7 separate regions of the Homo sapiens genome follow, and regions 2, 3, 4, 5, 6 and 7 are each linked to region 1. Evidence: chromatin contacts called from ENCODE Hi-C or POLR2A ChIA-PET data. All regions are on one chromosome and are shown on one strand. Each heading gives the region's core, a stretch centred on a gene start or an enhancer-like site at or near the end of the contact. The rest is flanking DNA. Distances are from core to core; before and after follow the strand shown. Region 1 holds the start of MICOS13 (mitochondrial contact site and cristae organizing system subunit 13). Region 2 holds the start of PIAS4 (protein inhibitor of activated STAT 4). Region 3 holds the start of CHAF1A (chromatin assembly factor 1 subunit A). Region 4 holds the start of EEF2 (eukaryotic translation elongation factor 2). Region 5 holds the start of MPND (MPN domain containing). Region 6 holds the start of ZBTB7A (zinc finger and BTB domain containing 7A). Region 7 holds the start of YJU2 (YJU2 splicing factor homolog).

What was found. A loop is a pair of places that touch in the nucleus more often than their neighbours do. ChIA-PET counts read pairs that join two places held with the same protein, here RNA polymerase II (POLR2A). Pooled maps may share reads with other maps.
Region 2: a loop to region 1 is called in a map of mesothelial cell of epicardium, with 32 times the contacts of the local background. The contact joins the promoter of PIAS4 here to the promoter of MICOS13 in region 1. A Hi-C loop is called at or near these places in 1 of 168 maps with a recorded cell type or tissue (mesothelial cell of epicardium), 1 of 37 single-sample maps with no recorded cell type and 5 of 50 pooled maps. POLR2A ChIA-PET finds 5 or more read pairs at or near these places in 1 of 52 experiments (A673).
Region 3: a loop to region 1 is called in a map of CD8-positive, alpha-beta T cell, with 16 times the contacts of the local background. The contact joins the promoter of CHAF1A here to the promoter of MICOS13 in region 1. A Hi-C loop is called at or near these places in 1 of 168 maps with a recorded cell type or tissue (CD8-positive, alpha-beta T cell), 6 of 37 single-sample maps with no recorded cell type and 10 of 50 pooled maps. POLR2A ChIA-PET finds 5 or more read pairs at or near these places in 1 of 52 experiments (Caco-2).
Region 4: a pooled map shows a loop between it and region 1 (10-fold over the local background). The contact joins the promoter of EEF2 here to the promoter of MICOS13 in region 1. A Hi-C loop is called at or near these places in 1 of 37 single-sample maps with no recorded cell type and 7 of 50 pooled maps. POLR2A ChIA-PET finds 5 or more read pairs at or near these places in 1 of 52 experiments (A673).
Region 5: a map of naive thymus-derived CD4-positive, alpha-beta T cell shows a loop between it and region 1 (12-fold over the local background). The contact joins the promoter of MPND here to the promoter of MICOS13 in region 1. A Hi-C loop is called at or near these places in 1 of 168 maps with a recorded cell type or tissue (naive thymus-derived CD4-positive, alpha-beta T cell), 2 of 37 single-sample maps with no recorded cell type and 8 of 50 pooled maps. POLR2A ChIA-PET finds 5 or more read pairs at or near these places in 2 of 52 experiments (CD8-positive, alpha-beta T cell and HEK293).
Region 6: a loop to region 1 is called in a pooled map, with 9 times the contacts of the local background. The contact joins the promoter of ZBTB7A here to the promoter of MICOS13 in region 1. A Hi-C loop is called at or near these places in 1 of 168 maps with a recorded cell type or tissue (lower leg skin) and 6 of 50 pooled maps. POLR2A ChIA-PET finds 5 or more read pairs at or near these places in 1 of 52 experiments (naive thymus-derived CD8-positive, alpha-beta T cell).
Region 7: a loop to region 1 is called in a map of GM12878, with 3 times the contacts of the local background. The contact joins the promoter of YJU2 here to the promoter of MICOS13 in region 1. A Hi-C loop is called at or near these places in 2 of 168 maps with a recorded cell type or tissue (GM12878 and naive thymus-derived CD4-positive, alpha-beta T cell), 3 of 37 single-sample maps with no recorded cell type and 13 of 50 pooled maps. POLR2A ChIA-PET finds 5 or more read pairs at or near these places in 2 of 52 experiments (B cell and PC-9).

Annotation. Positions count from the first base shown.
Region 1 is chr19:5,679,260-5,682,279 of GRCh38, reverse strand. MICOS13 (mitochondrial contact site and cristae organizing system subunit 13) reads left to right here and starts at 1,764. Exons shown (of 4, transcript NM_205767.3): 1 at 1,764-1,822; 2 at 2,517-2,694; 3 at 2,884-2,935. The coding sequence starts at 1,794. HSD11B1L (hydroxysteroid 11-beta dehydrogenase 1 like) reads right to left here and starts at 1,253. Exons shown (of 8, transcript NM_198706.3): 1 at 1,009-1,253. RefSeq lists a silencer at 1,076-1,285 and enhancers at 1,336-1,805, 1,816-1,915, 1,936-2,015, 2,046-2,155, 2,536-2,675.
Region 2 is chr19:4,006,356-4,009,068 of GRCh38, reverse strand. PIAS4 (protein inhibitor of activated STAT 4) reads right to left here and starts at 1,333. Exons shown (of 11, transcript NM_015897.4): 1 at 1,282-1,333. The coding sequence starts at 1,308. RefSeq lists silencers at 1,180-1,239, 1,270-1,569 and enhancers at 525-1,415, 1,770-1,899, 1,416-2,307.
Region 3 is chr19:4,401,367-4,404,170 of GRCh38, reverse strand. CHAF1A (chromatin assembly factor 1 subunit A) reads right to left here and starts at 1,531. Exons shown (of 15, transcript NM_005483.3): 1 at 1,357-1,531. The coding sequence starts at 1,408. RefSeq lists enhancers at 378-1,073, 1,074-1,771 and a silencer at 1,284-1,563.
Region 4 is chr19:3,983,947-3,986,958 of GRCh38, reverse strand. EEF2 (eukaryotic translation elongation factor 2) reads left to right here and starts at 1,496. Exons shown (of 15, transcript NM_001961.4): 1 at 1,496-1,581; 2 at 2,609-2,823. The coding sequence starts at 1,579. RefSeq lists enhancers at 1,261-1,310, 2,566-2,785, 2,079-2,930 and a silencer at 1,591-1,700.
Region 5 is chr19:4,342,194-4,345,017 of GRCh38, reverse strand. MPND (MPN domain containing) reads right to left here and starts at 1,456. Exons shown (of 13, transcript NM_001300862.2): 1 at 1,418-1,456; 2 at 1,024-1,310. The coding sequence starts at 1,424. RefSeq lists a silencer at 1,315-1,604 and enhancers at 1,673-2,404, 2,425-2,544.
Region 6 is chr19:4,065,597-4,068,468 of GRCh38, reverse strand. ZBTB7A (zinc finger and BTB domain containing 7A) reads left to right here and starts at 1,570. Exons shown (of 3, transcript NM_015898.4): 1 at 1,570-1,787. RefSeq lists silencers at 720-1,049, 1,110-1,219, 1,430-1,489, 1,530-1,579, 1,590-1,789 and 1 more.
Region 7 is chr19:4,245,735-4,248,554 of GRCh38, reverse strand. YJU2 (YJU2 splicing factor homolog) reads right to left here and starts at 1,475. Exons shown (of 8, transcript NM_018074.6): 1 at 1,385-1,475. The coding sequence starts at 1,408. RefSeq lists enhancers at 1,316-1,405, 1,746-1,885, 1,644-2,415.

The DNA of each region.
Region 1 (3,020 bases), core at 515-3,014:
CCTGCCTCTTCTGTCAATGCAGCCAAAGGCGTCTGTGTCAAAAGCAACATGGCCATGGCCCTTCCTGCTCCAAACCCTCTCAGGGGTCCCCACTGCAACTGATGGAAACCAGGCTCCTCACTGCACCCCATGAGGCCCTGCAGGTATAGCCCCTGACTACCTGTCTATCCTTCTCTCCCACGGCCCCATCTATGAATCGTTCAGTTCTCAAAATAATGAACTCCTCACCTTTCCCAGACACACCAGGCATGCCCACAGCAAGAAACGAGCTTCCACCTTTTCCCCTTCCAGGGACAGCCCATGAAGCTCCTCTGCTCATCCCTCTTTCCACCCCCAGCTCTACACTGACTGCAGCAGCCCGGCAGGGGGAAGTGGGACCAGATGGACTGACGGGTGGACGGATGGGTGGATGGATGAATGGATAGATGGACAGATGCATGTATGGATGCATAGATAGAAGGATGGATGGGTGGATGGCCAGATGAATAGATGGATGGGTGGATGGATGGATGATGGACGGAGAGATGTATGGGTGGATAGATGGATGAGTGGATGGATGTATGAATGGATAAATGGGAACACATAAATGGATGGATGGATGGATGGATGGATGGACGGACGGATGCATGGATGGATGGATGGATGGATGGATGGATGGACGGATAGATGAGTGGGTGGCCAGATAAATAGATGGATGGGTGGACAGATGGATGAGTGGAAGGATGGGGGGAGCAGATGGATGAATGGATGGGCGGACAGATGGATGAACGGAAGTGTGGATGGATAGATGGAAGGATAGATGGGTGGATGGCCAGATGGATAGACGGGTGGGGGACAGATGGATGGATGGGCAGATGAACGGTTGAAGCAGCCCGGCCGAAATGCGGGAGAAATGGGGGGAAGCCCTGCAGAACGCATCGGCCCCTTCTTGACCTCGGCGGGCCTTAGCTTCCCCTCTGAACAAAGCGGGCGTGTGACCCTCTGCGCACCCCTAAACCGTGCACTCACCCGCTCAGGCCTCAGTTTCCCCCACTGTCCAGCGGGGGTGGGGTCCCGGGCTGGGAGCCACGCGAACGCCCCCACGGTCCTCTCTTCTCGGCCGCCTCCTGCCGGGTCCCCGACCGCACCCCCTCCCGTAGGGCACGGGTCACGTGACTCGAAGCCCACCTCCTCCCGGGGAGGGGCCGGGCCTCGGGGACCCAGCGCCGGAGCGTCGCCGGGCAACAGTGCCCGCCTGGTCTTCGCCTCCCAGCAGGGGCCCGGCCCCGCCCACTGGGCGGACGCCCCGCCTCCGAATCGATCACGTGAGGGGGCCGCAGCGCTCGAACAATCCCGCCCTCTCGTTGCCGTGACAACCGCCTTGTAGGCACACTCTTCTTAAATCCGGGCCCTTGGTCCCCCGCGCGGGCGCGGGTGGATCTCTCGGGCTCTGACTTGTTTTCGGGTCACCTTCAGGCTTCAGCCAGGCACCTGACGCCTCTTTCCCCTCACGGTGCCAGGGCCGGGCCGAACTACATTTCCCAGGAGGCTCCGCGGCCAGGTGCAAACAGCGCCGTGCTGACTACATTTCCCAGACAGCCTTGCGGCGGCCCGGGCCTTAAAGCGTCCATTTCCCAGCGGCCCTCCGCTGCGAGACCGCAGCCCTTCTCTGGAGTCTCAGAGCCGCAAGACACCACGACTCCCAGAGGACCTTGCGTCGGGCAAGAAAGACTACACCTTCCAGAGGCCTCTGCGGCGCCGCGACAGGAAGCGGCGGGCGAGCCGAGTGTCCTTGCGCGTGGATCCGAGCGACCATGGTGGCCCGGGTGTGGTCGCTGATGAGGTGCGTGGGGGCGCCGGAGGGGACCCGAGTCCCCGAAAAAGTCCATTTTTGTGGGCATCCCTGTCTCCAGTCTGGTCCCGATCTGCTCTTCGCTTCCCTTAGAGTCACTTCCCCTTCGTTCCCCGCCTATGGGCCAGATAGGGAAACTGAGGCTTCAGAGGGGCGGGGCTTCCCGAGGTCGCCAATCCCCTCCCTCCTGCTTCCCAGCGAGCCCTTGGCGTTCAGTTCGCGGTGTCAGCCTCCGCCTCCGAGCCTCAGTTGTCTTCTCTGTGAGGTGGGAATGCCGGTGAATCCTGCCGCTGGCGTGGATGAGAAGTGAATGCGTGCTCGGAGCTGCGAGTGACAGCGGGCAGGAGGCGCCCAGGGACACTTGGTTTCTCCAGGGCTGGAAGGCTTCTAGAAGGTCAAGATCTTACGTCTTCACTGCCCCTGCTCACTGTGGGACTTTGAGTGACCCACTCTCCCCCTCTGGGTTTCAGTTCATCAGTTCAAGTGGCGTCCAGCCGCCCTGCCTTGCACGTTGTAAAACGAGTGCTGTATATAATAGGGGTCTGGGTCGACGGTGCTGCACTACAGAGTGTCACCCTGTGGACGGTGAGCCCTCAGGAGGGTCTCACTCTCCCCGTGGGCCTTGGCCCCTGAGGGTGGCTGTCAGTGTCCGCTGAGCTTCTGCTCCTCCCGTCCCTGCCCGCAGGTTCCTCATCAAGGGAAGTGTGGCTGGGGGCGCCGTCTACCTGGTGTACGACCAGGAGCTGCTGGGGCCCAGCGACAAGAGCCAGGCAGCCCTACAGAAGGCTGGGGAGGTGGTCCCCCCCGCCATGTACCAGTTCAGCCAGTACGTGTGTCAGCAGACAGGCCTGCAGATACCCCAGGTACTACGGGCCGGGAACGAGGCCAGGGTTTGGCGGGTGGTCAGCTCTGGGAGGTCCCTCCAGCCCTGCACGATGTTGTCCTCCATATTGATGCTGACCTGATTCTCCGGCCTGTCCTCCTCCCTCCGCCTCTGGGGATGGGCTGCTGAGCCTTTTCACCAGTTCTTTCTGCCCATCTCTTTTTCCCAGCTCCCAGCCCCTCCAAAGATTTACTTTCCCATCCGTGACTCCTGGAATGCAGGTAAGGCACCCAGTTTCTTTGCTTGGAGGGAGACACCCCAGTCTAGCCCCTCTCCCCACTTCCTGGCCATTCCTTTCTGTCCATC
Region 2 (2,713 bases), core at 84-2,583, 1.7 Mb after region 1:
CTAGGTAGGCACCTACAAGAAGGTACATCCCCTGGAATGGGGATACTCTGAGCTCAATCCCAGGATGATTAAAAGTGGTTCCAAGCTAGGAGATGGTATCTATGGGACATGGGACCTGGACAGGACCCAAAGTATAATAGAGCAGCAGCAACAGTTGTTCTAAAGAGGCCAGCCTTGGACCCAGTGGGGACCCTCCAGAGATCAACAAAAGAGAATAGGCAGAAAGAGAGGGGACCTTAGAAACCAAAGTTGGGGTGCATAAAAGTTCTGGGGGCTGTGTAGGGGGAGGGTGGGTGTCTGACCTAAGAAGTAGACTCGCTCAAGAGCAGAAAATAGGAGAAGCAGCCAAGGTTTGAGGACAGTATCTGATGCTGCACAGGTGAGGTTTAGAGCCCCCTGAAGCAGAATCAGTAGCCTCAGATTCTGTCCCGAGAGGAACGAGGTAGGACCAAAGCACAGTCCAGGATTTAAGATTAAAAAAAGGAGAATAAAGAAGGTCTGTGACCAAGAAGAGTGGTCCGAACTCCATCCTATGGGGAGGGAAAGGGAGGGCCCAGCCTTCCCCCAAGCGCCCACTCCGGCGTGTGAGAGACGGTGTCGGGAAGGGGGCGGGGTTCTGGGACCAATGCAGGAGCTGAAGAGGGGCTCAAGACCGAGCCTGAACTCCAGACCCCAAGAGGACGTGCCGTGTCTTGGGGGTGGTCTCAGGGCCCTGACTCCTCCACCTGGACGGTGGCAGGACACTATCCAGGACTCGGGGGACCCTTCCGAGCAGGAGACTCGCAAACCCCAGCCTGGCCTGTTGGGCGGGGACGAGACCCAGATAGCAGTCCTGGGAGCCCTGTGGGCGGGGAGGCGCAGACACTCCCCCCAACACACCAGCCAAAAAGCAAGGACCCCGGCTCGGAACCAAGAGGGCAACGAGTAGCTCAACACGTCCCGCATCCCGGCGGGACGGTGCCTCAACCGGGAGGCGCGGCCCTGGCCTGGCGCTCAGGGACCGGGACCCTAAGGGCTCGGGCTGGGTGGGGGGACCCTGCCTGAAGCCGGGGGAGCGACCCCCGGCGCGAAGACCTGGGTGAGGCAGGAGGGCCCCGCCCCCGGCCTCCCCGCCCCCCGCCCTCACCCTGAGACCGGGGGTCGGGGTCTGGGGGCCGGGACGGCGAGCCGCGGGCCGGCCGCGCTGTGGGGCCCCGGACAGAAGGCGCAGACCTCGACCTGCGGCCCGGCCCCCGCCCTCTCGCCCACTTGCCCCGGCCGGCGCCGCCACCGCTCACTCACTTTGGCCTCCACCAGCTCCGCCGCCATCTTGGTCACCAGCGTCCCCCGCGCCGGGAGCCCCCAGCCGTCGCGTCACGTGACCGCTCACCACTCGCGGGCGGGGCCGCCGCCCGGGCCAATTAGCACCCGCGCGCGCTCCTCCCGCCGCCGGTGCGCGCTGCTGCCTCCTGCGCAGGCGCGCGCGGCCACCGCCCGGGCCTCCGGCCAATCAGGTCCGTCCTACACCAGCGCCCCCCCCCCCGCTCGCGGCGACCACGCCTACCCCGGCGGCGCCTGACTCCTTAAAGTGGTACTAGCCCTGCGCAGGTGGGGACGGGTGCTCGGTTTCCTCTAGGGAGGGAAGGCGAGAGGGGGCGGTGGCAGCGACAACAATGCAGCTAGGTGCCGTGGCTTCCTGCGCGCGGCGGCCGCCAGGTGCGTCTCCAGACTCCCGGCGGCGTCGGGCAGGGGATGGTTGCTCCGCCGCAACGGCCGCCAGTGCGTACAGTGAGGCGCCTTGCAGCGCAGCGCGGTGCAGGCTCCACGGGCCCAGACACCCCGCGCGCTGCACATCCGGGTCCTGGTGTGCAGATGGGGCGTGGGCTCGGCAACCAGCTGGCTGGGGGCGCCCGGCGGAGAAAAGCGGGACCCCTGCTCCCAAATTCCTTGGAGATCGTACAGCCCTCACCTCTTTGCAGGCGCCCCCCCCATCCTGCCTCCCCACCCATGGGAAACCTTGGATCTGCACCAGTTGGGACCTCTTCTCCAAAGCGCTCCTTGGCTTTGGAGCTAAGTGGCTTCGTGCCCGTAGAAGTGGATTTCAAACTTCAATAATCAAGTATTTTAGTGCAATTTATTTTTTATTTTTATTTTTGTAGAGACGAGGATCTCATTATGTTATCCAGGGTGGTCTCGAATGTCTGGGCTTAAATGATCCTTCTGTCTGGGCCTCCCACAGTGCTGGGATTACAGGCGCGAGTCACCACACCTGGCTAGTCCAACACTTTAAACATAAAAAAATCAGTGCAAAAGAGTCCATGATGGATGAAATACCAAATTGTTATTTATTTATTTATTTTCGAGACGGAGTTTTACTCTTGTTGCCCAGGCTGGAGTGCAATGGCGCGATCTCAGCTCACTGCAACCTCCATCTCCCGGGTTCAAGGGATTCTCCTGCCTCAGCCTCCCAAGTAGGTGGGATTACAGGCGACTGCCACCACGCCCAGCTAATTTTTTTTTTGGCCAGGCTTTTCTGCAACCCCTGACCTCAAGTGATCTGCCCGCTTCAACCTCCCAAAGTACTAGGATTACAGGCATGAGCCATCATGCCCAGCCTTTTTTTTTTTTTTTTTTGAGAGCCTTGCTGTGTTGCCCAGGCTGGAGTGCAATGGAGCGATCTCCACTCACTGCAACCTCTGCCTCCTGGGTTCAAGCGATTCCCCTGCCTCAGCCT
Region 3 (2,804 bases), core at 282-2,781, 1.3 Mb after region 1:
TAGCATGGTCCTAGCGAGTAGCGATTTTTTTTTTTAAAGTTAAATATCCTGGCCAGGCATGGTGGCTCATGCCTGTAATCCCAGCATTTTGGGAGGCCAATGCAGGTGGATTACCTGAGGTCAGAAGTTCGAGACCAGCCTGCCCAACATGGTGAAACCCCGTCTCTACTAAAAAATACAAAAATTAGCCAGGCATGGTGGTGCAGGCCTGTAATCCCAGCTACTTGGGAGGCTGAGGCAGAAGAATCGCTTGAACCAGAGAGGCAGAGGTTGGGCAACAGAGCAAGACTCAGTCTCAAAATAAATAAATAAATAAAGTTAAACATCCTGACTTAAAACATCACAGCTCCACGACAGTACCAACTTTATATTAATTTTATGTCTCCGGGAAATCCCACAGGCTAGAAGGAACTACAGCCATGATTTTCAGCCAAGGCGGAATCTGCCCCATAGGGGACACAGGGCAATGGTATTTCTGGCTGTTACTAAGGCATGGTGAGAGGGGCTGCTACTGGCCTGCAAAAGGCGGAGGCCAGGGATGATGCTTAACACCCTGCAGTGCCGTGCCCAGGACGGCAACAAATATCAACACTGCTGAGGCTGAGAAACTGGACTGGCGTCCATTCTAGCCCTTCATTCGTTCACGTTATTTACTGAGCACCTACTATGTGCCAAAGCGTAATGCCAAGTGCTGCCAAAGCGTTATGTAATGCAGAGTCCAGCAAGGGAGAGGGACAGTCTGGTCTTCCTTGGTTCACCCTCCCACGTTTCAGGAGGCCTGTGGTGGGCTCCAAAGACCCCATTCCAAGGCACACGGAGGAGGAAGTCACGGTGCATATCAGGAAGGAGCAAGAACTCGGGAGTCCCACCCTCCTGGCCATCTCTACCATCTGGGCCTCTTCTTACCCGGGCTTACCCCGACCCTCAGCGGCATCGGTACTGGTCCCCGAGCCCGTGCGACCTTGGGCCTCAGTTTCCCCACCCGCTGCAAGGTCCAACATGGTCAAGGGACACAAACGCATCCAGTAACCTGCAGGGCAAGCCCTTTCGCTTCCCTGGGCCTCAGTTTCCCCTCTCGGCCCCTCCGACCCACCGCCCCAGAGAGTCCTGGAGGGACGAACTGACGCAAAAGCGCCGGAAACAAACAATATGGTCGCGGCTACAACAATAACGTCAACAAGGGTGCCCTTGGGGACGCCAGGCCCTCGCTGGGGATGAGAAGGCCCCAGGGGGTGAACGCCCGGCCCGCAGGACCAGGCTTGGCGCCCGGAGGCCCGTCCGCCTCCCATCGCCGCCTCGGCCCGTCCAGGCCGCGCGCCGCGCCCCCCCTTCCCCTCGGCGCGGGCCCGAACCGACCTGTGGCGGCTCCCCTGGCGCCGGGCGCCCCGCACTCCAGCTCCTCCAGCATCGCCCCGGCGGCAGCTCGACCTCCTCTCAGGCGGCGGAGGCGCGGGCTCCCCTCAGGCGGCCGCTGCTCTTCGCCCTCCCGCCCGCGCCGCTGCTGCCGCCGCGGCCGCCGCGCTCGTATTTGGCGGGAACCGCGGCGACCCCCGCAGTCCGCGCGCCAATTGGGCGAGCCCGGGTCACGTGACGGCCCGCCTCGGGAATTGAGGGGCGCCGGGGGCATCCTCGCGAGATCCGTGACTTCCATTCCTCCCAGGGCTCGCCCATTGACATATCCGCGAGGGACTGGGCTTCCCCTCGGAGGCCTGTCATTGGCTGGGAGGAGCTGCCCTGCGATTGGAGGAAGGAGGTGTCAAGCTCATTGCTCTGCGCTGCGACTGGCTGATCGCGTGGGATAGTCCCTAAGAGGAGGGAGGCCCAGGCTCTTACGTCACCAGAACATTTTACGCAAGGCGCAGATGACAACTTGAAAGTGGGATTTAGATGAGGAACCTGGAGTTTTGAGTTTATCCTAATGGGACATCGGCTAAATATAGCAACAGCAATTAAAATTATAAATTGCTTTCTACAAGAACAATAAAACGAAGTCTGGGGAGCGCTTCGGAAGTATTTGACATTCAGTAAATAACATGTAGAATGAGTGAACGAAATGGACGAAATGGATCGTTTCTGGTTTAATCCTCAGGAAATTGGCACATGCTGTTTTCTCTGCCTAGAACAATCTTTTCGCAGCTCTTTTCCTGGCTAATTTATACTTTTCAGATCTTAGATCGTCACCCCAGGAAGCCTTTTCTTCCCCAACCCTGACAATATCAAGTGCCTACAACACTGTTCTTTTCCTTAAAGCAATTACAGCTGTGTCTATTTATTAGTTTGTTATTTGACTAATGAATTAATTTCTGCCTTTTGTCATTAGTTCTGGCGAGGGTAGGACTCATTCCTCACTGGAACCCCAGGACCTGTTAGTAACTGATCATATTTACCAGGTCAATAAATGTTTGAGTGAATGTATAAATATTTGATTGAACTGTGTAGATCAAGCAGATTAAAAGCCTCACACAAAACAGAGAACTTCAGTGTCAGCCTGTGAGTGTAGAAACAGGTTTTCTTTCTTTCTTTCTTCCTTCCTTCCTTCCTTCCTTCCTTCCTTCCTTCCTTTCTTTCTTTCTTTTTTCTTGAGACGGAGTCCCTAGTAGCTGGGACCACAGGCGCCCGCCACCACGTCCGGCTAATTTTTTCTATTTTTTAGTAGAGACAGGGTTTCACCGTGTTAGCCAGGATGGTCTCAATCTCCTGACCTCGTGATCCGCCCACCTAGGCCTCCCAAAGTGCTGGGATTACAGGCGTGAGCCACCGCCCCTGGCCCTGAATTGCATTCTAGAAGCATCTTTCTGGCTGCC
Region 4 (3,012 bases), core at 247-2,746, 1.7 Mb after region 1:
GCTAAAAACTCATGCCCCAAATGGCGCATGCGCTTGACTTGCAACTTAACTAAACGCGTCACAGGTACAGGTGTAGGTGGTTAGGGACCCCGGGCGCTCCCATCTGCTCCCTGCCGCGCCCTCTGCCTTTCAGAGCCTCAATCCTTTCGGAAGATACTTTTCAGTTTTCCACTGGGTTAAATGGTGATAGGAAGAGCAATCATCCGTTAAATGAAACCCAAGGTTGAGACAGCGCTTTGTAAAGCAAAGTGCCCGAAGCATTCGTGAGGGGGAGGAGTGTACAGGTTTATTTTAGAGTCCAGGCTGGAATTTGCATTGCTTTTTGTGGATCCACACCTCCCCCTCTCCCAGCCCAGGAAAAGCACTGCAGTGGCTCTCCTGTTTCACAAAGTGAGTTTAAGGAAAGATGTACCGCAGGGGGTTCATTTGCACTGTGAGAACATCATTCATGCAAGAAATGCTGAGTACCTACTATGTGCTAAACAGCGGGTTGGGCTTTTCATAAGGGATAGAGTTACACAATTGAATGCCAATTCATGAGATATGAAATACATTCAACTGTTTCTTAGGGTCAGATTAGGACACAAATGCTAAACAGTCTTCCTGCGCCTCCCCCTGGAGAGGAAATGAAATAGAAAATGAAATTGTGCCAGTAAACCGCTTAGCCGGGTGCCTGGGACATGGCAAACCAGTCCTGAAATAAATAACTGTTTTATTAATAGCAATCTTAGCTAATTAAAATAGATAGCGTTTATTGAGCGTTGGGTATCAGGCACGGTCCTAATTCTTTTAGATGTCTTTAGTTCGTTTCACTCTCCCCCAAACAATAGGGTGGTATTGATCACCTCCGAGCAGGTGAAATTGAGGCACAGAGAAATCCTAGTAGCTGGTAGAAGAACACGCAGTGTGGTCAAGCTAGCAAGGTGTTTGGTCCACTGCTATATCTACAAAACCCCTAACAATGCCTGGTGTATAGATGCTCAGTATGCATTTGTGGGATCAGTGATTCCGATGCCTGCTTCTTATAAAGTTTTTATTTAGAAATAATTACAGGTAAGGAGTTGCAAAAACAGTATAGTGGTCGCGAGTGTCCTTTTTCCCTCGGCTTCTCCCAGGGGTATCGTCTTACGTAACAATGTCCAAACAGGGAAATTGACTTGGGTATAATCCACAGACTCTATTCACCTTGTAAATTGGTTTTAATAGAAGTACTGGACAACTTGTAAGCTAATATCGTTGCTATGGTTCTCGTTCTCAGCTAAAACGGCGCTCTTTACTTTGTGCACCTGAACACTGCACACCGAGGGCGACCACCGCCCCCGAGATGCCCAGCTTCTATTCTAGAGCGCCGCGCCGGCGCCGAATGGGTTAACGGGCGGGGGGACACGCCTCCGTGCGCTTGCGCGGCGTCCCTTCGCCCCGCCTTCGCAGCGCAGTCACATGACCCGCCCAACCGGCGTCCGCCTATAAAAAGCTGAGTGTTGACGTCAGCGTTCTCTTCCGCCGTCGTCGCCGCCATCCTCGGCGCGACTCGCTTCTTTCGGTTCTACCTGGGAGAATCCACCGCCATCCGCCACCATGGTGAGTAACCCTGCCTCGCTGGTGCCCCGGAGCGGCGGCGGGGCCTCCGCGGGGCCTACGCTGCCTAGCCTGGGACGCTGGGGCCCCCCGTGCCAGGAGGAGACGTAGCGGCGGCGGGGCCGGAGGACCCGGGGCTGGGGAAGCGGCCGCCGCCATGTCTGTGCGCCGCGCTGTTCACCGAGCCCTTTCTCCGTTTCCGAGGGCGCCATAACCTTGCCCAGACCTGGTTGGAGCTGGGTTGTTAGCGGGGATGGGGGTGGGGAATGATGATGTGGCAGGCGTAGTAATGGCGGGCACCGCGGTGGAAGCGGGGAGACAGGGAGGCGCCTTATGTAACCCGCGGGCCGCGAGTTTGAGATCGATTTTCTGCCGGGGGACTAGGGGCGGCAGGGAATGGCAGAACGAGCAAAGCGACACCTGAAAGGCTCCCCTTTTCCTTCCAAATACCTTCTCCTGATGCTGTTAATCGTCGACCTTAGGCACTTGTCCTTCCTATGACTCCCAGATGTACAAAGACTCTTATTGAGACACGAGGTGTAGGCTTGTGGCAGTTAGGGCCGTTCCGGCTCCCCGTTATTTCCTGGGGTGGGTGGCCTTGTCTGATCCCGTTTGCCAAGGGGTGACCTTGCATTTTATGATGAAGCTTCTTGCTCGGGGAAGTTTGGGTGGCCCGGTGACAACGTGGAGGGGGCTTTAGGAGAGGATTCATCCCTTACGTGTTTGGCCCCAAATGAGACTTTAGTATTTGTACCTGGTATCAAGGAAATCTGTTGACACTCAGTTTTATTCCTGAGCACTTTTATTTCTGGGTTGTCAATCATGAATGACACCTATTAACGGTGGTTCCTTGGAGATTGCGGGGTGGCTCTTAAGGGGTGTTAGGCTGGCAAGATTCGGTGGGCTTGGGGCACCCCAGCACCAACCCCCTCCTGGCCTTGGGCATGCTGGTTCGTTTGGACTGAACGCTCCGTGCCATGCTGTGTTCCTGGAAATCACGAGCTGGTCTGAGCCTCCTTGTCTTGCCCAGGTGAACTTCACGGTAGACCAGATCCGCGCCATCATGGACAAGAAGGCCAACATCCGCAACATGTCTGTCATCGCCCACGTGGACCATGGCAAGTCCACGCTGACAGACTCCCTGGTGTGCAAGGCGGGCATCATCGCCTCGGCCCGGGCCGGGGAGACACGCTTCACTGATACCCGGAAGGACGAGCAGGAGCGTTGCATCACCATCAAGTCAACGTGAGCTCCCTGTGCCCTCTGTACCCAGGCAGGGAGGTGCTGGCCTGGCAGCTGGAGGCCACTGGGCCAGGGTGCGCGGGGAGAGACTTGGCAACGTCTCTTTCCCCTGGTTTCTTAATTCATGGGAGAATGAGTGAGGTTCAGTCCAGCGAGACAGGATGGAGAGGCACAGGGATTCGGGGTACTGCG
Region 5 (2,824 bases), core at 207-2,706, 1.3 Mb after region 1:
TATAATCCCAGCACTTTGGGAGCTGAGGCAGGCGGACCACGAGGTCAGGAGTTCAAGACCAGCCTGGCCAATATAGTGAAACCCCGTCTCTACTAAAACTGCAAAAAAAAAAAATTAGCCAGGCGTGGTGGCGCATACCTGTAGTCCCAGCTACTCGGGAGGCTGAGGCAGAAAATCGCTTGAACCGGGAGGCAGAGGTTGCAGTGAGCCGAGATCGAGCAACTGCATTCCAGCCTGGGCAAAAAAGCGAGACTCTGTCTCAAAAAAAAAAAAAAAAAAAAAGTACTAATACCTACCACAGATAAAGTGCTTACCATGTGGCAGGCGCCTGCTGAGGGCTTTATTCATTTAACCATCCCCTAATTTTCCCATGGTGGGGAAATATTCCATTTCACGGCTGGGAAACCACAGGAAGGCCGGGGTGTTGCCCATCTGACCCTGCGCGGGTGGTGGCTCCTCTCTGAGCCTCAGCTTCTCCTTTGTGGGATGGGGTGTTTGGTAATCTACGTCCTCCCCACCAGAAGGACCCATCTGTGCCTCAGATTCCTCTCTCCACATGGGGCTTGTCCCGTAAAAAGAGCTCCGGGCCTCAGTGTCCCCTCCACGGGAGCTCCTCCTGCAGGAAAGGAGCTCTGGGCCTCAGTTTCCCCTCCCCACACTGGGGCTTGTCCTAAAGCAAGGGAGCTCTCCAGGCCTCAGTCTCCCTTCCTCACACCGGGGCTCTTCCTGCCGCCAAGGGAGCTCCGGGCCTCAGTCTCCCCTCTTCATGTCGGGGCTCTTCCTGCAGCCAAGAGAGCTCCGAGCCTCAGTTTCCCCTCCTCACACTGGAGCTCTTCCTGCAGTCAACGGAGCCCCGGGCCTCAGTTTCCCCTCGCCACACCGGGGCTCGTCTCTCAGCAAGGGAGCTCCGGGCCTCAGTGTCCCCTCCCTACACTGAAGCTTGTCCTGCAGCAAGGGAACTCCAGGCCTCAGTTTCCCCTTCCTGCCCGAGCCGCGATGGGACGAGGGAGGCGGGGTGCTCACCAGGTAGTAGATGGACAGCACCCCGGCGCCAGGCTCCAGCAGCGCGTCTTTGAGGAGCACCCGCAGTGTGACCGCGCGCCTGGTGAGCGCGCCCCCGGGCCCGCCGCAGCCCCCCGCCCCGGCCCCGCCGCCGCCGCCTCCTCCGCTGACGCTACTGCCGCCGCCGCCACTGCGTCCACCGCCCGCTCCCGCATTCGGCCGCTCAGGGTCCTCGGCCTCCGCTTCGTCCTCGTCCTCCTCCGGCGCCTCCTCGCCCGCACCGCCCGCCGGGGACAGCGGCTCCGGAGCTGCGGACAGCGAGAGGCTGCAGGGAGGCCGCTCGCCCCACGGCTCTGCAGCCCCGCGCCCCTGCAGCCCCGCGCCCCGCGCCTCCGCCCCGCTGGGCCCGCCGTACCTGCCATGGCCGCGCCTCCCCGCGCCCGGAGCTCTAGACTCCGGCTTCCCGGCACGTCACGCGGCCCCGCCCCGGGGAGGGGAGGGGCGCCCCAACCATTGGCCGTCGCCGGGGTCGGGGGAAGGGCTCGGCGCGCTGGGGTGGGCGGAGAAACTGAGGCCTCGGGGATGCCCACGCGGGAGAGAGATCGGGAACTCAGCCCTCTGGGAACATTCGGGAAACTGAGGCGTGACGGGGTGTTGACCGGGAGCTCATTGGTGCGAATGGGGAAACTGAGGCCTCGCTGTCCAGGGATAGAGGTTGCAAGGTGGAAGCCTGGGGCGGGTGCGCGAGTGGCTCAGCCTGCTGCAAGGAGAGGAGAAGGTGAGACCTGCGGTCACCGCACTTGAGGAACTCAGAGGCCTCGGCCTTTAGGACCAGGGGAGAAACTCAGGTCCAGGGGAACAATGCGGACTCCAATAGGGAACAGCCTCGCGCAGACACAGGTGGAGCCAAAGAGCCCAAGCCGGCCTCAGTCGCTAAAGAATTAACTCCCACCCTCCCGGGCGGCCCTCGACTGATTCCATGATTGGACCGTTGCGGAGCCCGCCAGCCAATGATAAGAGTCCCATTTATTTCACCCTCAACCAATCGATAGCAAGCTACTGGATTCCCGCACCAACCAATCCGTGTCAACTATCTGATTACACCAACTCGGATTTGACCAATGGGCAGACGTCCATGTAAACCAATCAGTAGAAACCCTTAGTTATGAGCGCAAACCATCAGAGGCAGGGACTGGACTCACCAGCCAATCAGCTCCGGGTATAAGGCCAGCCGAGTCCGGCCCTCCATACCCTTGGGCGGAGCAGGAGGCAGGGCCGGGCTCGTTGCGCGCCTGATCAGTGCAGCCCCGGCCTTTGTCCCCTACCCTGTTTCTGCAACTACATCCCCGACCCTGTCCTGGGACCTTCGTCCCGGAGCCCAGGCTCTGGGATTTCCCTCAGTCCCTGGCAGGGTTGAAAGTCCGGGATGGGGACTTCCTAAAGCTCCGGGACGCCGTGGGATGGGCTCAAGTGCGGGTGGCTTTGCCCAGACCGCAGTCGGGAAGTGGGAACTGGACAGTAGGGGTGCGGGGGAGGCTCTCCAGGGTGCTCGGGAATGTTCTCAGGAAGAAGACTTGACATAGAGCAAGAGCTGGGTACATGTGAACTATTGTTGTCCAGCCCAGGCACCCTTTAGGGGCCCCACCCTGACTGTCCAGCCAACAACGGGCATCCCCAAGGCCTGCAGACTCAGCATAGCCCAAACCGGCCTCAGTTTATTTCCCCAACTCCTTACGCACTTTCTCTTTGGCTTTTTTTCCGTCCCCTGCCTTCCAAAACCCTGAGCCACACCTCCAGCCTCTTGCACCCAAATCCTGGCCAT
Region 6 (2,872 bases), core at 321-2,820, 1.6 Mb after region 1:
CGGCCCCTCCCTGGGTCCCTTCCCACCTACCCGGCTGGTTTCAGGCTGCGAGTCCTGAGACAGTCCACTTCCCCTCCGGGGGGCCCTCCCGGGTTTCCCCTCGTAGCCAGATTATTATTACAAAAGCCAATCCAACCCGTTTGGGTGTTGAAAGGCGCTTTTAATAAATTGTGCGAAGAAGCCATAAACTGTGTCTCTCGCAGGAGAGGCTTTGAAGTCAGAGGACAGGCTGGGTACACTACACCCAGGCCGGTGGTGGTTCCCGCTGTCAGGTGGTGTTGGTACTAAGAATGCCAGATAATAATAAAACATAATAATGACCCTGGGATTAGGTGTTAGAATGAAGGCACAGTGAGCCCCGGAACAGGGTCACCCACTGGATAAGCGCTCACTAAACGGCAGCTAAAGCAGCTGTCAGTACTCTCTCTGTCTGGAGGAATGAGGAAGGGGAAACTGAGTCCTGGAGCCCTCCCCCCCCCCCCCAGGCGCGCGGTCGCACCAGCCAGCCCTCCCCGGGCCGGGCCAGGACGTTCTCACCACTCGTGCCCTGCTCCCCCTTCCCTGTCCCCCGCCGGACCTCTCCCACGACCGGGGAGGAAGTGGGAGAAACGGACAGGGGAAAAAAAAAAGTCGCGCTGAACCAACGCCTCCCCACTCCCCACCTCCGCCCCTCGCGAGCCATGCAGACCCCCTTGTGCCAAGGAGCGGCCCGCGCGGACCAGGCGTCCAGGGCCCGGTCCCCGTCCCGCCCCGCGGCCCGCAGCCGGGTGGGGGAACTCGCGAAGCCGGGAAAACAACCGCCCTCCCCGCCCCTCGCCAACCCCTTCCCCCGCTGACGCCCCTAGCGCAGCGGGGTGGAGGCGACTCCTTTATATAATCGCGGGAGGGCAGGTTGGTGGTTTCATTTAGGGACCCGGGAGCCCCGCGGACCCGGGCTGTCCTTGGCAAGGCCACCCCCCGGGGTCCCTGGCGCGGCAAGTCCCACTGAGGCCCGGGGAGGCCCAGGGCCTGGCCTTGCGGGGGGATCCCCACCGCCTCACCCCCAACCCACCCCCGGCAGCCCAGGCCGCGCGACCCACACGCCCGCGTCGCTCCTCGCTGTGCGCACCGCGCTCCCCGCCCCCGCTGCCATCCTGCCACGCCCCGGGCGTCGGGGGCACAGCCCGCGCCCCCCCGCACCCCGCCCCTGCGCAGAGGCTGGGGGCCTGTTTATCTGGAGGCCCCCACCCCCCCTCCACCCCGGGGGGCCCGCTCCCCCCGCGCCCCGGGGAGCTCTGGGGCCAGATAAGCTGGCAAGCTGGCACGGCGCCGCGCGGCGGGGCGGAGAGGTCAGAGGCGGGGGGGCGCGCCGGGGCGGGCCGGACCCCCCCCCCCGACTTGACAAAACCTAATAACAGCCCGGTCTCCCCGGCGCAGCGGGCGAAGCCCCACGGGAGGGCAGAGACGTGGCAAGAGGGGACCTGCCGAGCCTGTTCTGGCCTCCGAGGCCAGGCTGGGGGGGGCGGGCTGGGCGTGGGGGGGCCGGCGGCTGCGGCACCTTTAAGACAAGGGAGGACCCCTCTTGCCCTCGGAGAAACCAGGAAGGGAGTCGCGAGCATCATACGGGGCTTTGGCTGTACTGTACAGTTACTGTAGGGGCAGTGACGCCGCCGCCGCCGCGCGAGGGAGCGACCAGGGCAGCGCGACGCGGGCAGAGCGAGCGCCGCGGACCCCGGAGGCGAGCGGCCGAGGGAGCCCAGTCCCAACTTCGGGCCCCGGCCCCGCGCGCCCCGGCCCGGCCCCGCGAGGTAAGTCAGCGCCCGGCGCGGCCCCCGGCACGGGGTGCAGGGCGGGGACGGGCGGGGGTCGCTGCGGCCACCGCTGCCCCCTCGGGAAGGGGAGATCCGGGGAGCCGGGGACGTTCCCCCAAGTTTCAGAGGAAGGGGTGGTTGGCAGCTGCCCGGAGGCTGGAGGCGCCCTGGATCCCGAGCGCGGGGAGGGGGCGCCGCCCGGGAAGGGGGGATTGGGGGCTAAGTGCATGAGCTTGTGCGCCAGCCCCCCCCAACCCGGGTGCATGGCTTTTCGGGGCTCCCAGGCGCGCGGGGAGCGGGGGAGGGGAAGCAGGGCTGCATTGAGGGTGGGGGGAGCCGGCGTGGGGAGATAGGGGGGCGCGTCGCCTGCTAAGTTTCCAGCTGAAGACGAGGGGCGCTCTCGCCCCCCGGGGGCCTATTCGGTGCTGCGTGCATACGTTGGAGTTGGCCAGGATTGAGCTCCATGGGGGATGGGGGGGAGGGGGCTGAAAAAACAGGGAGGGGGGCTTCGGAAAGGAGGGGGAAGGGGTGGGGTGTCCGGGTGGGCGGGCAGGGCCGCAGGGACCTCTGGGCTTCGTAGTCCCTCCGCCGTTTGCAGCCGGCAGGTGGCAAGCGGCTTGGACTACAAGTCCCAGGGTGCCCCGCGCCGACAGCCCGCCGCGGCCTGCGGGTAGGGGCGGTGCGGAGGAGGGGCGGTGAGCGGCGGGCCGGAGAGCCAATGGGCGCGGGCCGATCGCGCGGCGCGGCGCGGGGGCGGGGCCAGCCCGCCAGGGGGCGGGGCCTGGAGCCGGGCTCCCCTCGCCGGGGGCCGGTGGCGGTCCCGGCTTCCGGCTGCGCGGCCCGCGGGCCGGCCCCCTCCCCGCCCCGGGGCCCCTCCCCGCCTGGTTGTGTAACCGTCCCCAGCCCCCCTCCCCTCGGCCCCCCGCCCGTGGGGGGGGGGTCACCCTCCCCGCGCTCCCCGGGGAGGGCGGCGGCCCGGGCGGCCGCGCGGTGCAGGCGAGCCCGGGGATGCGCGGCCTAGCGCAGGCCGGGCCCGGGCGTGGGGGAGGCGGGCGGGCGGACCCAGATCCGGGGTAATTTGC
Region 7 (2,820 bases), core at 226-2,725, 1.4 Mb after region 1:
AATTCTGTAGAGGGTAAACCAGGACTCTGTTAGCTCAGCCTCCCAATCACGATACTACATCCGTTTCCTACAGAGTCATCTCCCTGGATCTGAATCCTGAGGAGCTGAAACCTGCAGGGCTCAGTTTACTCCTCTGTGAAATGCGCACACTGTCCTCTGTCTCCAAGAGTCTTTGCACGCATTCCTTGAGGCAAGGGGGATAAAGTGCTCTTTGCAGTGTCTGGCACCCAGTAGGTGCTCCAAACACAAAGTGCTTTATTTTCCAGTGGTGCAGTGGAGGTATCTGTCATAATCCATACTCACACTCCCTTTGTATCCCAGGGCTCCTGTTTCCCAGGAGTTCCTACAGCAAGCCTGAGACTGCTCTCCTAGAAAGACCTGCGTGGGGCCGGGCGCGGTGGCTCACGCCTGTAATTCCAGCACTTTGGGAGTATGAGGTGGGTGGAATGCCTGAGATCAAGAGTTCAAAACCACCCTGGGCAACATGGTGAAATCTCATCTCTACTAAAATACAAAAAAAATTAACCAGGCATGGTGGCGGGCGCCTGCAGTCCCAGCTACTCAGGAGGCTGAGGCAGGAGAATCGCTTGAACCCAGGAGGCAGAAGCTGCAGTGAGCCAAGAACGTGCCACTGCACTCCAGCCTGGGAAGCAAGCGCAAAACTCCATCTCAAAAAACCAAAAAACAGAAGTGTGCCAACAGTATAGTTTATACTGAACCTCTGCTTTTCTTCTGGGAGTCTGGAATCTTGGCCACTGTCAGGCAGAGGTTATCTGCATGACCAGACCCCAGTAAAATCTTGGCCACTGTAAGGCAGAGGTTATCTGCATGACCAGACCCCAGTAAAAAAAACAAAACACACACACACACACACACACACACACACACACACACACACACACACACACACACACACACACACACACACACACACACACACACACACACACACACACACACACACACACACACGCGCCACCCCACCCCACCCCACCCAAAGTACACGATTGGTTACAGTCCCCAAGTGGGGCGGGGCTTCTCAGAGCCACGCCCCTCAAGAAGAGGGCAAAACACGGCCGCCAGCATTTAAGGAAGCCCCGCCCCCAGAAAAAAAACCCTATCTGGTGGTGATTGGGTAAAAGCCCAAGCCACGCCCCGCAGGTGACTAACTACACCCCAGCCCAGAAGGGAGACTTAGCGAAGGCCCACCCCCCCGACGGAAGGCGATGGGGAGGAGTCTAGGGAGGAGTCTGGGAAGCCCCATCTCGCGGAAGGCCGCTGGGAAAGAAGGGTTCCAAAGAAGAGATCTCAGGAAGCTCCTCCCTCTCCCGGAGTTCCGGGATGTCCTGCTCCGATTGAAAAGCCCCAGTCGCCCAACACTTACGTTTAATACTTTTCGCTCCGACATCTTTGCCTTCTGATCACCTCGCAAGCACCTGAGAAATGGTTAGGCTGGGTAATTATCGAGCTTTTCCGACGGAAGCCTTACTTCCGCAAACGTCACTTCCTTCGGCCGCTATTATTGGCTGCAGCATACACAGCAGACCTCTTTCATTGGTTCCAATCCCCGCCTATCAAGCTGGAAGTCCCAGCGTCTTCCCTCCGGAGTTGCAACCTGAGTAGCGCGAAATAAGGATTCCGGGAGCCATGTGGAATTGGAGAATTTTGTATAGTGCGCTGCGCCCCCTAGAAGCGGGCAGCGGCTCGTTAAAATTTTGTAACGTGACCTCTTGTTCTTCATTCTTTTATTCAGCAAATATGTATTATGCGCCTGCCTTGTATTCTGGGCTCTGGGAATCCACACATCGTTCCTGGGCCCGCAACTCTCACATGGGGTTGGGGCCACACATAGGGTGACTTAAGAGGACCCTGGACGACTCTTGAGTCACAGACATTGACTTAAAGATCAGGCTCCAAACCAACTTCCTAAACATACGCAGTGTCTCCCAAATGTCCCTCCATTGCCCACCTGTGCCTTCCCCTTAACGAGGACTTCCCATCCCATTCCTTCCCCAGCCTCCTTCCCCAGCCTCCTCCCCACCTTTCATGGACGTTTCCTCTGTGTCAGATTGTTCCAGGAAAGGGGTCCGGATCCAGACCCCAGGAGAGGGTTCTTGGATCTCGTGCAAGAAGGAATTCAGGGCGAGTCCACAGTGCAAAGCAAAAACAAGTTTATTTAGAAAGTAGATGAATAAAAGAATGGCTACTTCACAGACAAAGCAGCCCCAAGGGCTGGTGGTTGCCCATGTTTATGGTGATTTATTGATGATATGCTAAACAAGGGGTGGATTATTCATACCTCCCTTTTTTAGACCATATAGGGTAACTTCTTGATGTTGCTGTGGCAATTGTTTGTTTATTTATTTATCTTTTGAGGAGTCTTGCTCTGTTGCCCAGGCTGACGGGCAGTGGTGCGATCTTGGCTCACTGCAACCTCTGCCTCCAGTGGTGCGATCTTGGCTCACTGCAACCTCCACCTCAGGATTCAAGTGATTCTCCTGTCTCAACCTCCCGAGTAGCTGGGATTACAGGCACGCACCACCACACCTGCCTAATTTTTGTAGTTTTAGTAGAGATGGGGTTTCACCATTTTGGCCAGGCAGGTCTCGAACTCCTGACCTCAGGTGATCTGCTCGCCTCTGCCTCCCAAAGTGCTGGGATTACAGGCATGAGCCACTGCACCTGGCCAAAAATCAACTCCATCTTAAAATTAACAAGGCACATTCGCTGCCAGTCACGAGCCAGGGTCATAAGATGTTTACAATTGAGAAAACGTCTTACAAATGCCTAGGAGGACACACTACTACAACAATGGAAGGT